Regions from separate parts of the Homo sapiens genome. Here all the other regions are linked to region 2. A link is a contact called in ENCODE Hi-C or POLR2A ChIA-PET data. All regions are on one chromosome and are shown on one strand. The core of a region is the stretch at or near the end of the contact, and the rest is flanking DNA. Distances in the headings are between cores, read along the strand shown.

What was found. A loop is a pair of places that touch in the nucleus more often than their neighbours do. ChIA-PET counts read pairs that join two places held with the same protein, here RNA polymerase II (POLR2A). Pooled maps may share reads with other maps.
Region 1: a map of PC-3 shows a loop between it and region 2 (5-fold over the local background). The contact joins two enhancer-like sites. A Hi-C loop is called at or near these places in 3 of 168 maps with a recorded cell type or tissue (K562, PC-3 and mammary epithelial cell) and 3 of 50 pooled maps. POLR2A ChIA-PET finds 5 or more read pairs at or near these places in 2 of 52 experiments (A549 and endothelial cell of umbilical vein).
Region 3: a map of PC-3 shows a loop between it and region 2 (21-fold over the local background). The contact joins two enhancer-like sites. A Hi-C loop is called at or near these places in 111 of 168 maps with a recorded cell type or tissue (A673, CD4-positive, alpha-beta T cell, CD4-positive, alpha-beta memory T cell and 64 more), 20 of 37 single-sample maps with no recorded cell type and 48 of 50 pooled maps. POLR2A ChIA-PET finds 5 or more read pairs at or near these places in 12 of 52 experiments (A549, BJ, GM12878 and 9 more).
Region 4: a map of sigmoid colon shows a loop between it and region 2 (2.9-fold over the local background). The contact joins the promoter of USP44 here to the enhancer-like site in region 2. A Hi-C loop is called at or near these places in 40 of 168 maps with a recorded cell type or tissue (A673, CD4-positive, alpha-beta T cell, Caco-2 and 32 more), 10 of 37 single-sample maps with no recorded cell type and 35 of 50 pooled maps. POLR2A ChIA-PET finds 5 or more read pairs at or near these places in 6 of 52 experiments (AG04449, BJ, OCI-LY7 and 3 more).

The regions. Positions count from the first base shown.
Region 1 is chr12:95,095,606-95,098,551 of GRCh38, reverse strand. All of the region lies in intron 14 of FGD6 (FYVE, RhoGEF and PH domain containing 6), which reads left to right. Among named protein-coding and RNA genes, the nearest start is that of NR2C1, 23 kb to the right of the region's middle. Within about 2 kb of position 1,455, at least 6 of the 41 ENCODE cell types and tissues checked have a DNase peak (open chromatin) inside an H3K27ac peak, as active enhancers do; they include PC-3, where a contact is called at or near this core.
Region 2 is chr12:95,335,239-95,337,938 of GRCh38, reverse strand. It overlaps LOC105369917 (a long non-coding RNA gene), which reads left to right. Exons shown (of 11, transcript XR_001749265.1): 11 at 281-369. Among named protein-coding and RNA genes, the nearest start is that of MIR3685, 27 kb to the right of the region's middle. RefSeq lists an enhancer at 2,102-2,700. Within about 2 kb of position 1,303, at least 17 of the 41 ENCODE cell types and tissues checked have a DNase peak (open chromatin) inside an H3K27ac peak, as active enhancers do; they include OCI-LY7, PC-3, ascending aorta and 8 more, where a contact is called at or near this core.
Region 3 is chr12:95,117,259-95,120,150 of GRCh38, reverse strand. All of the region lies in intron 8 of FGD6 (FYVE, RhoGEF and PH domain containing 6), which reads left to right. Among named protein-coding and RNA genes, the nearest start is that of NR2C1, 45 kb to the right of the region's middle. Within about 2 kb of position 1,575, at least 10 of the 41 ENCODE cell types and tissues checked have a DNase peak (open chromatin) inside an H3K27ac peak, as active enhancers do; they include PC-3, ascending aorta, body of pancreas and 3 more, where a contact is called at or near this core.
Region 4 is chr12:95,550,128-95,552,827 of GRCh38, reverse strand. USP44 (ubiquitin specific peptidase 44) reads left to right here and starts at 1,352. Exons shown (of 6, transcript NM_032147.5): 1 at 1,352-1,556.

The DNA.
Region 1 (2,946 bases), core at 206-2,705, 240 kb after region 2:
CAGAGAATTGGAAGGTCAGTGTGGCACGAGCTCAAGAATGAGGAAGAGAATGACCCAGGATAAGCCTGGAGGGACAGGTGACTTAGATGGTGCAGAACCATCTTGTGGGATTTGGTCTTTAGCCTAAGAGCCACAGGAAACCGCTGAAAGGCTTATACAAGGGAATGATGTGATCAGATTGGCATTTTTTAAAGAGTATCCGGCTGCTGCATGGAATCTGGTTTGGGAGGTGGCCTAAAGGAGGGGACTGATTGGACACAGGGTATAAGAGGAGTTCTTCAGAGGAGACTCCAGCATATACTATGAATTGGGAGATGGTGCCATGCACTGTGACAGGGAGCACTGGGAGAGGAACAGCTTTAGGGGAGAAATTGGGAGTTGAGTTTCAGGTGTGCATATGGAATGTGAGGTGCATATGCAACATCCAAATGCAGCCATCAAGGGGCAGTTTCTGTAAGGATCTGGATTTCAGAGGGAAGTAGGGGCCAGAGACATATATTTGGGCACCATTAGCTTAGAGATGACCACGGCTGGCAGACTGAATGAGGGTACACAGAGAGTTCCCTGCCAAACTCCTGTAACTCTTTAAGTCCTAACTTTGTCATCACCTTTGCAGAGCCATCCCTGCTACTTACATAAGGTAATTTACTACTTCTATGTTATTTATCTACATTTGTCATATCATATGTTAATACATGTTTCACCTCAATTCAGTGTGCATCCTTACAAGTGAGGTATATTTTGTGTGCCCAGTTCTTGGCTTAGGTCCTGGCTTAGTAGGCTCCCAGTGAATGTTACTCACAGCGTTACTCACAAATCAAAGTGATGTGGCCTTTGAACCTCAGAGAAGCATCCTGCAGTTAGTCCATGTAGTAAATGGTGTGGCATGGTCTTTTTTTTTTTTTTTTTTTTTTTTTGAGACAGAGTCTCACTTGTTGCCCAGGCTGGAGTGCAGTGGCACAATCTCAGCTCACTGCAACCACCACCTCCCAGGTTCAGGTGATTCTCCTGCCTCAGCCTCCTGAGTAGCAATGACTACAGGTGCGCACCGCCATGCCTGGCTAATTTTTGTATTTTTAGTAGAGACAGGGTTTTCACATGTTGGCCAGGCTGGTCTCGAACTCCTGACGTCAGGTGATCCACCCTCCTCGGCCTCCCAAAGTGCTGGGATTACGGGCATGAGCCACCACGCCCGGCCAGGTTTTTAACCCTTGGCAATTCATCCCAGTCATTGGGAAAGTGGTACTTACTTGACACAAATTTGCTTTCTTGTACTATACACATTCTATAAAGAAAATAATACTTGACTTAACAGTTTTTCAGTTTGAAGAAGATGCTGATTCTTCTGCTAATCATGTTACAAAAGGAGACTAGAATATCTCCACTGGATGCTGCGGGCAAATGTGTGTGGTCTGTGAGAAATGTGTTATCAAGAGCTGGTAAACATTGTCTTGGCAGAACCCCACACAGGAGAGAGCCAGGAATGATTAAATGAAAGAACAGCATATGTGACATGATTTACACAGTTGAATCACATTCCACATGCTCCCCGGGCTCCAGAAGAATCCAACAGCAATTCTCAAATTTACCATCTGCCTCTCTGCTTTCTGTTACTCTTCTGGTGAGGAGCCGGGGAGGGAGGGAGAGATGGTAATGTTTTATGAATGTTTGCTTGGAACCCTGAGCATGTATTCTCATCATGTAGTTCTGCAGAGAACATGAGCAGAGGCTAGCAATGACCTGGTGGTGAGAGGTCCAGTCCTTAACTACACTTGGGTTTAATAACAGCTCATCACTTAGTCTGTTGTCTATAAAGCAAATTATCAAACATTACTAATTCTCAGTTTCCTTACCTGTAAATGGTGAAGGTGGGTGATGATGTTGTAGTTGGGGGCAAGGGGTGTAAGATCCAATGTGTATTCCATGGGGAAGCTCTGAGGGTGAGACATGGTGACATTTGCTAAGCATTTAGCAGAGTTGGCTGACGTAGTAACTGTTAAATGGCATCTTGTTTTGGCAGTAATGCTAGAATAGTAGCGGTAAATAAGGCAGGGTTTTGTTTGGTTTAGAGAGAAAGAGATTATTTCTTTTTTGCTGTTCTTTGTATGTAATGAAAATTTGAGAAATTAATTTGATTTAAAATTTTATTTGTAAAGTGGATCTCTACCTTTTTTAATCCACATGAATGAACATTCTAAATGGCACTCAAGCCATGGATTAGGGAGGCGCTTTCTGAGAATGATGATTGTAGGGAAGGTGAGTGGTTTCTATTCTTGATCTGACCTGGGTTCTCTAAAATACAGCAACATATGTCTATATGTACCATTATTAATGGTGGAATTTTTTATTTTAGAAACACTCTTTAAGAGTTCAAATATACTTAAAGTTAGGGCAAATAATACCAGAAACTGTATATTCAGGCACCCAAACTAAAAATAATCATCAAGATTTTGCCACTGATTTTCCTGTTTCATAATTTTCTATTTTAAAACAAATTGCAGATATCAGGTCATTTTACTTCTGCTTTTTTTTTTTTTGGAGACAGTGTGTTGCTCTGTCACCCAGGCTGGAGTGCAGTGGCACTGTCTCGGCTCACTACAACCTCCACCTCCTTGGTTCAAGCAATTCTCCTGCCTCAGCCCCCTGAGTAGCTGGGATTACAGGCATGCACCACCACACCCGGCTAACTTTTGTATTTTTAGTAGAGACAGGGTTTCACCATGTTGGCCATGCTGGTCTCGAACTCCTGAGCTCAAATGATCCACCCGCCTTAGCCTCCCAAAGTGTTGGGATTACAGGCGTGAGCCACCACGCCTGGCCGATTTTACTTCTGTATACCTCAAAATGCCTCTGTAAATTAAACTACAGACTTTTTTTTTTAACACAGTCACAATCCCATTCTGATGAATTTTGTTTTATTATGATGGAGTTTTAATTATTTATTAA
Region 2 (2,700 bases), core at 54-2,553:
ATGAGGTATTAGCGTTTGTTTTAAAAGTTTCTCTGGGTGATTTTAATGAGAAGCAATGACTGGATGATCTTTCAGGACCCTTCCAGCTAAAAAGATGCCATGATTTCATCTGCTAGCCTAGAGGCACTTTATGAAAGTTGCATTTTGGGAATAATATATATGATAGATATCATTATAATAATTATGACAATGGTAATACTAATGTTTATTGATCTTTAACTATGTGCCCAGGCACTGTGCTAAGTTATTCATGTGTATTTTCTTATCTAAATCCTCACAGCAATCCAGGGGGTAGGTACTAATTTTATCCCTGATAACAGAGGTGGAAACTGAGACACAGGTTAACTTATCTAAGGTCAAGGAGCTCGCATGTGGTGGGATCAGAATTCAAATCCAGATTTTCTCACTATGAACAGAGACTGCTTTTAATCAAAATTCTGCAAGAGTTTCTACAAGGTGAAGTCTCAGCCCCCACTTCCTCGGACATGCTCGTAAGAAGTGTAAAGTGTTCCCAGATGAATGCTTTCAGCTTGTTGATGAGTTCCAGCTGGGGAGAAGAAATAATTCAACCGTACATTTAGCAAGAAGGCACAGAGCCTACCTCAATATGCAAAGGAATCCAGCTTGTTTCAAGTGTCAAGTGACAGTTTAGACAAGAGAAAAGGACTCAGTACAAATGAGATGGGACAGAGGTTGCATCCCGTGCATGTCTTCTGAGATATATACAAAATAGAGAAACAAAGACTAACTCATCCACTGATTTCACCGTAGTAATGCAGATTATTTCCTGACATTTCAATACACAGATACACACACACACACACCACACACACACACACACACACATCTATTTTCAGTTTTCAAAATATTCATCACTGTCACTACGAACAATGAACAACTAGTCTTATTTTGTGGTAGAGGAGTCTTCCCAGAGTACCTGACAGGTGACCAAATATCACCCTGCTCCTGCAAACCTATTTGATTCTGGGAGTCTTGGTAGACATGCTTGGTTGGTTTACAGCCTGTGCTTCTTATAAATTCACTAGTGGCTTAAAAAAAAAAAAAAGCATCAGCACGATGAAAATATATGTCTTTCTTAAGTTGCACTCACCCATGACATCCAAATCAAAGGCTTGTCAGCTGAGGTTGTCCCAGTTCCCTCCAAGAGAATATTAACAATTAATCCTGATCACCCGAAACAAACAGGTTCCTATTCAAATACTGGCTGTCAGTATCTGGCTGTCAAGCCAAGAGCAAGGCTAAGGCCTCAGCCTGCCCAGCTGTCTGCCCGCTGGGTGACAGTGTTGATCCATCTGAAATAAATGCGCTTTGTCCCTGGGCCAGAAAATACCAGGTCCCTAAAAGGAAAGACTGCAGCCAGATGGTGTTCTGAGGGCCTGGGGAAACGCTTTGCCTTCCTTCCCGGAGAGAAGCAGAATGATTCTGTGTTTTCTTTATCTTTCAAAGGAAGATGTGAGGTGAAGCATTGTTCTGATGTTACCATATTGGGCTAGGTTTCTCTGGGCGAAGTGCTACCGCGAATGATGTGATTACACATAATAAATTACTTGCATTTTCCTGATAATTTAATGAGGGCAAAGAGCTTGCAATGAGCGTTGTGAAAACTCAGCTGAAAATTCATTTCAGCTGTTTGTTCGGATGCATGGGGCTGGAAGGATTCTTTAACTGAGGTGTTCTTTTTTATACACATGTGCATCCAGGGCTCTGGGGTGGGACAAGATTGTCTCTGTGGAATATTATTTCCAAATTGCCAGCTCACATATTTACATTATTCTATCTGTTCTGACGTGATCCTTGACTTCAAGAGGGAAGAGAGTTCCTGTCCAGATACAAATACTGTTCAGATGCAAATACAGGAACAGGCCAGCTGCAGTGGCTCATGCCTATAATCCTAGCACTTCCCTGGGAGGCTGAGGTGGGAGGATCACCTGAGGCCAGGAGTTCAGGACCAGCCTGGTCAACGTGGTGAAACCCCGTCTCTAATAAAAACACAAAAATTAGCCAGGCATGGTGGCGTGTGCCTATAATTCCAGCTACTTGGGAGGCTGAGGCAGGAGAATCACTCCAGCCTGGGTGACAGAGTGAGACTCCATTTCGAAAAACAACAAAAACAGGAACAAATACTGTAGTCTGTAGTTACAATTCCAGGTGACCAGTGGAAATGGTGGAAGTGTGTAGTGACACCGCAGTAGAGGAGAGAGAATGATGGAACCAGCCATGTCTCTCCTTTAAAGGGACAAGACAGAAAATGAATTGAGTGCTTCAGGAGGCTTTAAAAGGCTTGGTTTGGGCCATTTTTTGTTCTCCTCCACCGTACCTCTCCAAAGATGGAGTAAAGAGAATAGTGACTCAAAACATTGTGACTCTTCATCACAATGTTTTATGAGGAATGAAGCCATGTTAATTTTTTTTTAAGCGAGACAGAGTCTGTCACCTAGACCGGAGTGCAGTGACACAATTATAGCTCACTGCAGCCTTGACTCCTGGGCTCAAGGGATCCTCCCGCCTCAGCTTCCTAAGTAGCTAGGACGGCAGGCACACACCATCACACATGACTAATTTTATTTTTTGTAGATTTGAGGTCTCACTATGTTGCCCAGACTGGCATCAAACTCCTGGCCTTAAGTGATAGATCCTCCTGCCTCATCTTCCCAAAATGGGGGGATTACAGGCATGAGC
Region 3 (2,892 bases), core at 326-2,825, 220 kb after region 2:
TTCAAGCAGTTCTTCTGTCTCAGCCTCCTGGGTAGCTGGGACTACAGGAGCATTCCACCACACCCGGCTAACTTTTGTATTTTTGGTAGAGATGGGGTTTCACCATGTTGGTCAGGGAGGTCTCGAACTCCTGACATCGTGATCCTCCCGCCTCAGCCTCCCAAAGTGCTGGGATTACAGGCATGAGCCACTGCACCTGGCCTATTTTTTTATTTTTATTTTTGTTTTTTTGAGATGGAGTCTTGCTCTGTCACCCAGGCTGGAGTGCAGTGGCACAATCTTGGCTCACTGCAACCTCTGCCTCCTGGGTTCAAGCGATCCTCCTGCCTCCACCTCCCGAGTAGCTGGGATTATAGGCGTGTGCCACTACCCCCAGCTAATTAGTAGAGACAGGTTTTTGCCATGTTGGCAAGGCGGGTCTCAAACTCCTGACCTCCGGTGATCTGCCCACTTCGGCCTCCCAAAGTTCTGAGATTACAGGTGTAAGCCACCACACCAGCCGACAGTGCTAATCAGTGTTACTTATAAATCCAAACCCATTAACTTACAAAAGTAAAAGAGGACAGTATTTATAATTATGCCTGGACAGCAGGTATAAGGCAGGACTATATGGGGAGATAAGGTTGTATTGCCATCCTACTTATGTAAATAGCCAAAACAAATTAAATGCACTAAAGAGCTAATAGAACACCTAAGTACTGTATGATATACCCCTAGGATGGTTTTTAAGTCAAATCAAGCATTTATAAAAACAAGGAAATAGTTTAGTAATTGTTTTTCTCAGAGATGTTCATAGTTTAAGTTTTCCTCATTATTTAATTTTTCAAATTTTTCATTTTTTATTTTATTCAACAAAATATGTTTCATGATATTTTGGAATGAGAATCGTTACAGTTTTCATTCTGGTTCAGCCTAGTTATTTTATGCATGAGGATATTAACACACAAAAATGCTATGGGGCATGGCCAAAGTCCCATGCCTCAACTAGATGTGGCTGGACCAGGCAGAGTAAGCATTTCTATCTTTATTATTATTATCATCATCATCATCTAAAGACTTAGAGATGGGTCTCACTATGTGCCCAGGCTGTATCCTCCCACCTCGGCCTCCCATAGTGCTGGGATTACAGGCATGAGCCATCGCACCTGGCCCAGGAATTTCTGTCTTCTAATTCCAGAGCAAGGGCTCTTGACCACTTCGCCAAGCTGCCTTGAAGTGTCAGTATGTTTTGTAAGTTGACACTTGATGCTTGTTTTTGGTATTTAAAATGATCAGTACTTTGTTTCACAAGTCAGGCTAATTTTAGGTTGTTTCTTGCAAAATCTGAAACTTCATAAAACTTTACAAAGTCATATTGACTAGACTTACTTTTCTCTGGATCCCATAATTCTGTATGTGTTGCTGATCCCACTACATATTTATGGAGGAAAGAAGAAATCTGAAAAATACAAAGCAAGACATGTCCTCAAATTCAAAACACTTGACTTTGGAATGTTATCCCTCCTATACACTCATTTCCTCTGTGCTTTGCTGCCAAACATTTCTCAGTGCACGGTCCAGGAATCTGACTGGGTGTTGAATGCAAAAAGTCCCAGATTCCCACAGATGACTAATTTTTATTAATGGTTAACAGGACTTCCGACTAGTTTCTGCTCTAAGTTGGTTATGTATTGATTAGGTAATCAATGAGTGGTGGTAAGGCTCCCTGGGAACCCTTATACAGAAAACTTAGATTTCCAACAAGATATAGTATATATTGGGTCCTCATCCTTTCTCTCTCTCTCTTTCTTTTTTTTTTTTTTGAGACAGAGTCTCGCTCTGTCATCCAGACTAGAGTGTAGAGGTACAATCTCGGTTCACTGCAAACTCCACCTCCTGAGTTAGCAATTCTCCTGCCTCAGTCTCCTGAGTAGCTGGGATTGCAGGTGCCCACTACCATGCCTGGTGAATTTTTATATTTTTAGTAGAGATGGGGTTTCACTATATTGGCCAGGCTAGTCTCAAACTCCTGACCTCAAGTGATCTGCACACCTCAGCCTCCCAAAGTACTGGGATTACAGGCATGAGCCATTATGCCTGGCCGTGGGAATTTGTTATTGTTGTTGTTCTTGAGACAGAGTCTTGCTCTGTCACCCAGGCTGTAGTGCAGTGGCACGATCTCAGCTCACTGCAACCTCTGCCTCCCAGGTTCAAGCGAGTCTCCTGCCTCAGCCTCCTGAGTAGCTGGGATTACAGGCATGCGCCCCCATGCCCAGCTAGTTTTGTATTCTTAGTAGAGACAGGGTTTCACCATGTTGGCCAGGCTGGTCTCGAACTCTTGACCTCATGATCCGCCCACCTCGGCCTCCCAAAGTGCTGGAATTACAGGCATGAGCCACTGCGCCCGGTGGCCTTGGGCATTTTATATGAGAACAAAATTAACTTGTACTGGCACCGTGGCTCACACCTATAATCCCAGCACTTTGGGAGGCCAGGGTGAGAGAATCACTTGAGTTCAGGAGTTCAAGACCAGCCTGGGCAACATAGTGAGACATCGTCTCTACAAAAAATCAAAAACTTAGCCCAACGTGGTAGTACAGGTCTGTTGTCCTAGCTACTTGGGAGGCTGAGGTGTGGGACAGCCACTTGAGCCTGGGAGATTGAAGCTACAATGAGCATTGGTCACACCACTGCACACTCCAGCCTAGGCAACAGAGCGAGACCCTCCAAAAAAAGAAAGAAAAAAAAAAGGCAGCTTGCATATCCCTAGAAGTTGCACATAGTATGTTGTGTTCCAGTTAATTTTTTGCTACTCATGTTGGGTGATGGTGATGGAGTTAATTAACTTTTATTAATCAGTGATGCCACCTGGTGGCCAGAGAGTACATTTTGTAGTGTACCTACATGCTGAAC
Region 4 (2,700 bases), core at 103-2,602, 210 kb before region 2:
TGGGTGACAGAGCGAGACTCTGTCTCAAAAAAAAAAAAAAAAAGAAAAGAAAAGAAAAGAAAAACTGAGTATAGGGTGGAGGTGGAGTGGATGTTTATGTTTAAAAAGGGGGAGAAATGGACTCACTTCACAATTTTGCTTCCATTTATACCTAAACCCTGGGGCTCAGGGTTTCAGTTTCCAGTAGGCCTATGTTGGAAATTCACCTGCAAGGTACAAGTTTCCCTGACAGACCACCAAATAAACAATGGTCTTTTAAAAACAAATCAACTTTGGTACCATCTACTCAGCTGGCATTTACCTTCCTTACCTGCTACCAACCTCATTCTTAGAATTAAAGAAAAAAGGCGAATTCTAAAGCCCCTTCTACTCACTTTCCTCCACTAAGGCCATAGCTTACATCTGCTGCTCTTTTTTCCATACTCCTTTTTTCTCAACTCCTTTCTTTCATATTTGCCAGAAATTTAAGGTCGTTTGGGTTCCTCTCATTTAAAAAGTTCAACTGAAGTGTGTTGCTACACCTTAATCAAAAGTTTATGGCTGAGTTATTTAGCGTTTCTTTACCCACTTCCTCTGCTCAATCCTTCATCTCCTCATAACCATTGAAATGAATGCTATGAATATCTCAATGCTTAGCATGGTGCCAGGCATTTAGGTGTTGAAAAAAATGTTAAGCGAATATTAGTTATTAGGTAAGAGCATTGTCTGTAAAACTCTGAAAAGTCTTAAAAGTGATTCCTAAAATTTCACAAGCTCATAAATTCTTTAGTCTGCAATTATGATTCCTGAAATATTCTTCGATTCATGAAAGACTGGACTAGGAAATTCTAAAAATCGACATAAAGCATAAAAAGCCACTCTGAGGTTTATGAAATTTACAATGTTTTGTCTTCTTTTAATTCATTCGTACTTTTCTCTCAGGATACAAAGGGCAAAACTGTTTGTGTAGTAACTCAGAATTGAGTAGTTACACATCCATTAGGTTTCAGAATCGTTAAAATTTTATCTGGTTTAGGAAACTGCTTACCTTGGAAGGGCAAATTGCCATTTCTCTCCATCTGGGGATCAGGGAAGCAAGGGAAGCCCCCCTAAACATCACTTCCACGCTCCTATATTATGCTAAGGAACTTCTGGTTGATTCATTAGGCATTTCAGCAGTGTTTTTGGCCGGTACTAGGAACTGTGGAGAGGTATAGAAAGGGAGCAAGTGCACAGTCCCGGCCCCCAAAGAGGTTACGATGCAAATAGAAGCAGGCTCAGAACTCGGAACAAAAGCAGTGACTGCATAATAATGCACTGCTGGGGGTGGGGGATGGGGATCTGCACGCCCGGTTTGTGACTTCAGGAAAGCAGTTTCCAGGAGGTGAGAGTTTAAGCCAAACCTGAAAGAGGTTGATTTGTAATGATTTGCAGGGGGGCACTGGAGGCAGCCGCCAGGACTTTTCACTTAGGAGATCAGCATTTGCCCTGATGGAAACTGGGCGATCCTGCAGGGACTGACCTCTGAGTTATCCAAAGGCCGACCTGGGGAAAGACTGATTTTGAGGTTTTAATAGGTAAGTTTGGGGACATCATTGATGAAGGTGGGCAGGGAAGGAGGCTTTTTTCTTTTCTTTTTTTTAATGTTACAGTAAAAAGCTTAGATTCGATGAGACGGGTTAAAAAACAAATAGGAAAATTTAAGGAGAAGAATGACTATGATTGCTATGTAAAAATAAAATTGCAATAGAGAGGTTCTGGAGCTCAGGAAATGAGCTAGAGCATGCTATAATTTAGGCCTAGATAGTGAAGATCATGAATAAAATGGTAGCTGAGGAAATTTCAAAGTTGAATAAGTAGTAATAAGTATGAAGAAAAAGCTAAACTACAAACATCTGCTCTTTAATTACTAACACTAGTAATGAGAATTTGTCTCCAGCCTCTTCCCTTCCCACTCCGCACCTCTTCCTAGCTTACATCATTGTATTAAGGCATTTTATTGAAGACACTATTCAGCACTCTCCACCTATGCCTTACACAGCTTGCCTTTGCTTTTCTTCCCATTTCACTTTTTCTCTTCATTTATTCACATCATTTTAGTCCTTAAAAGACCCCGCCCAATTACTAGATCAGAGGGAGGCAACTAAGACTCTTCCTATCTCCCAAACGACCTTCCAGAATGGTTTTATGGCATTATAATAGGAAAGCAAGAGTTTTGATTTTTCTATTATTAATATTTTGCTTTCAAGGAATTACAGGAAAAACCATATTGCATGCCAGAAATACTTAAATTTTAAATATTTCATCTTAAGAGATGCCCTCATGTAATGCTTTTAATGCATTTGAGAAATTCAGGTGGTGGGCAAAAGTACAACATAGAGGTTAGATGTTTTGAGTGGGAGAAGTGCACTGGGGTCATTATTGAATCAGAATTATTATGCACTTAAATATATAGAAAAAAGAACAAAATGAGTATTAAACTATGCAAATTCATCCCTTTAATCTTTATTTGCATGACTACATTTTATGCAGTTGTAACCTTAATGTACATATTTGGTATTTTTTTCAAACATGAATTGATTAGACATTGTTGCTATTTTGTATCTATTTTGTTAACATAAGAACTTCCTGTGTTATATCAGATTTTTTTTTTTTTTTTTTTTTTCTGAGACGGAGTTTCGCTCTTGTTGCTGCCCAGGCTTGAGTGCAATTGTGGATCTA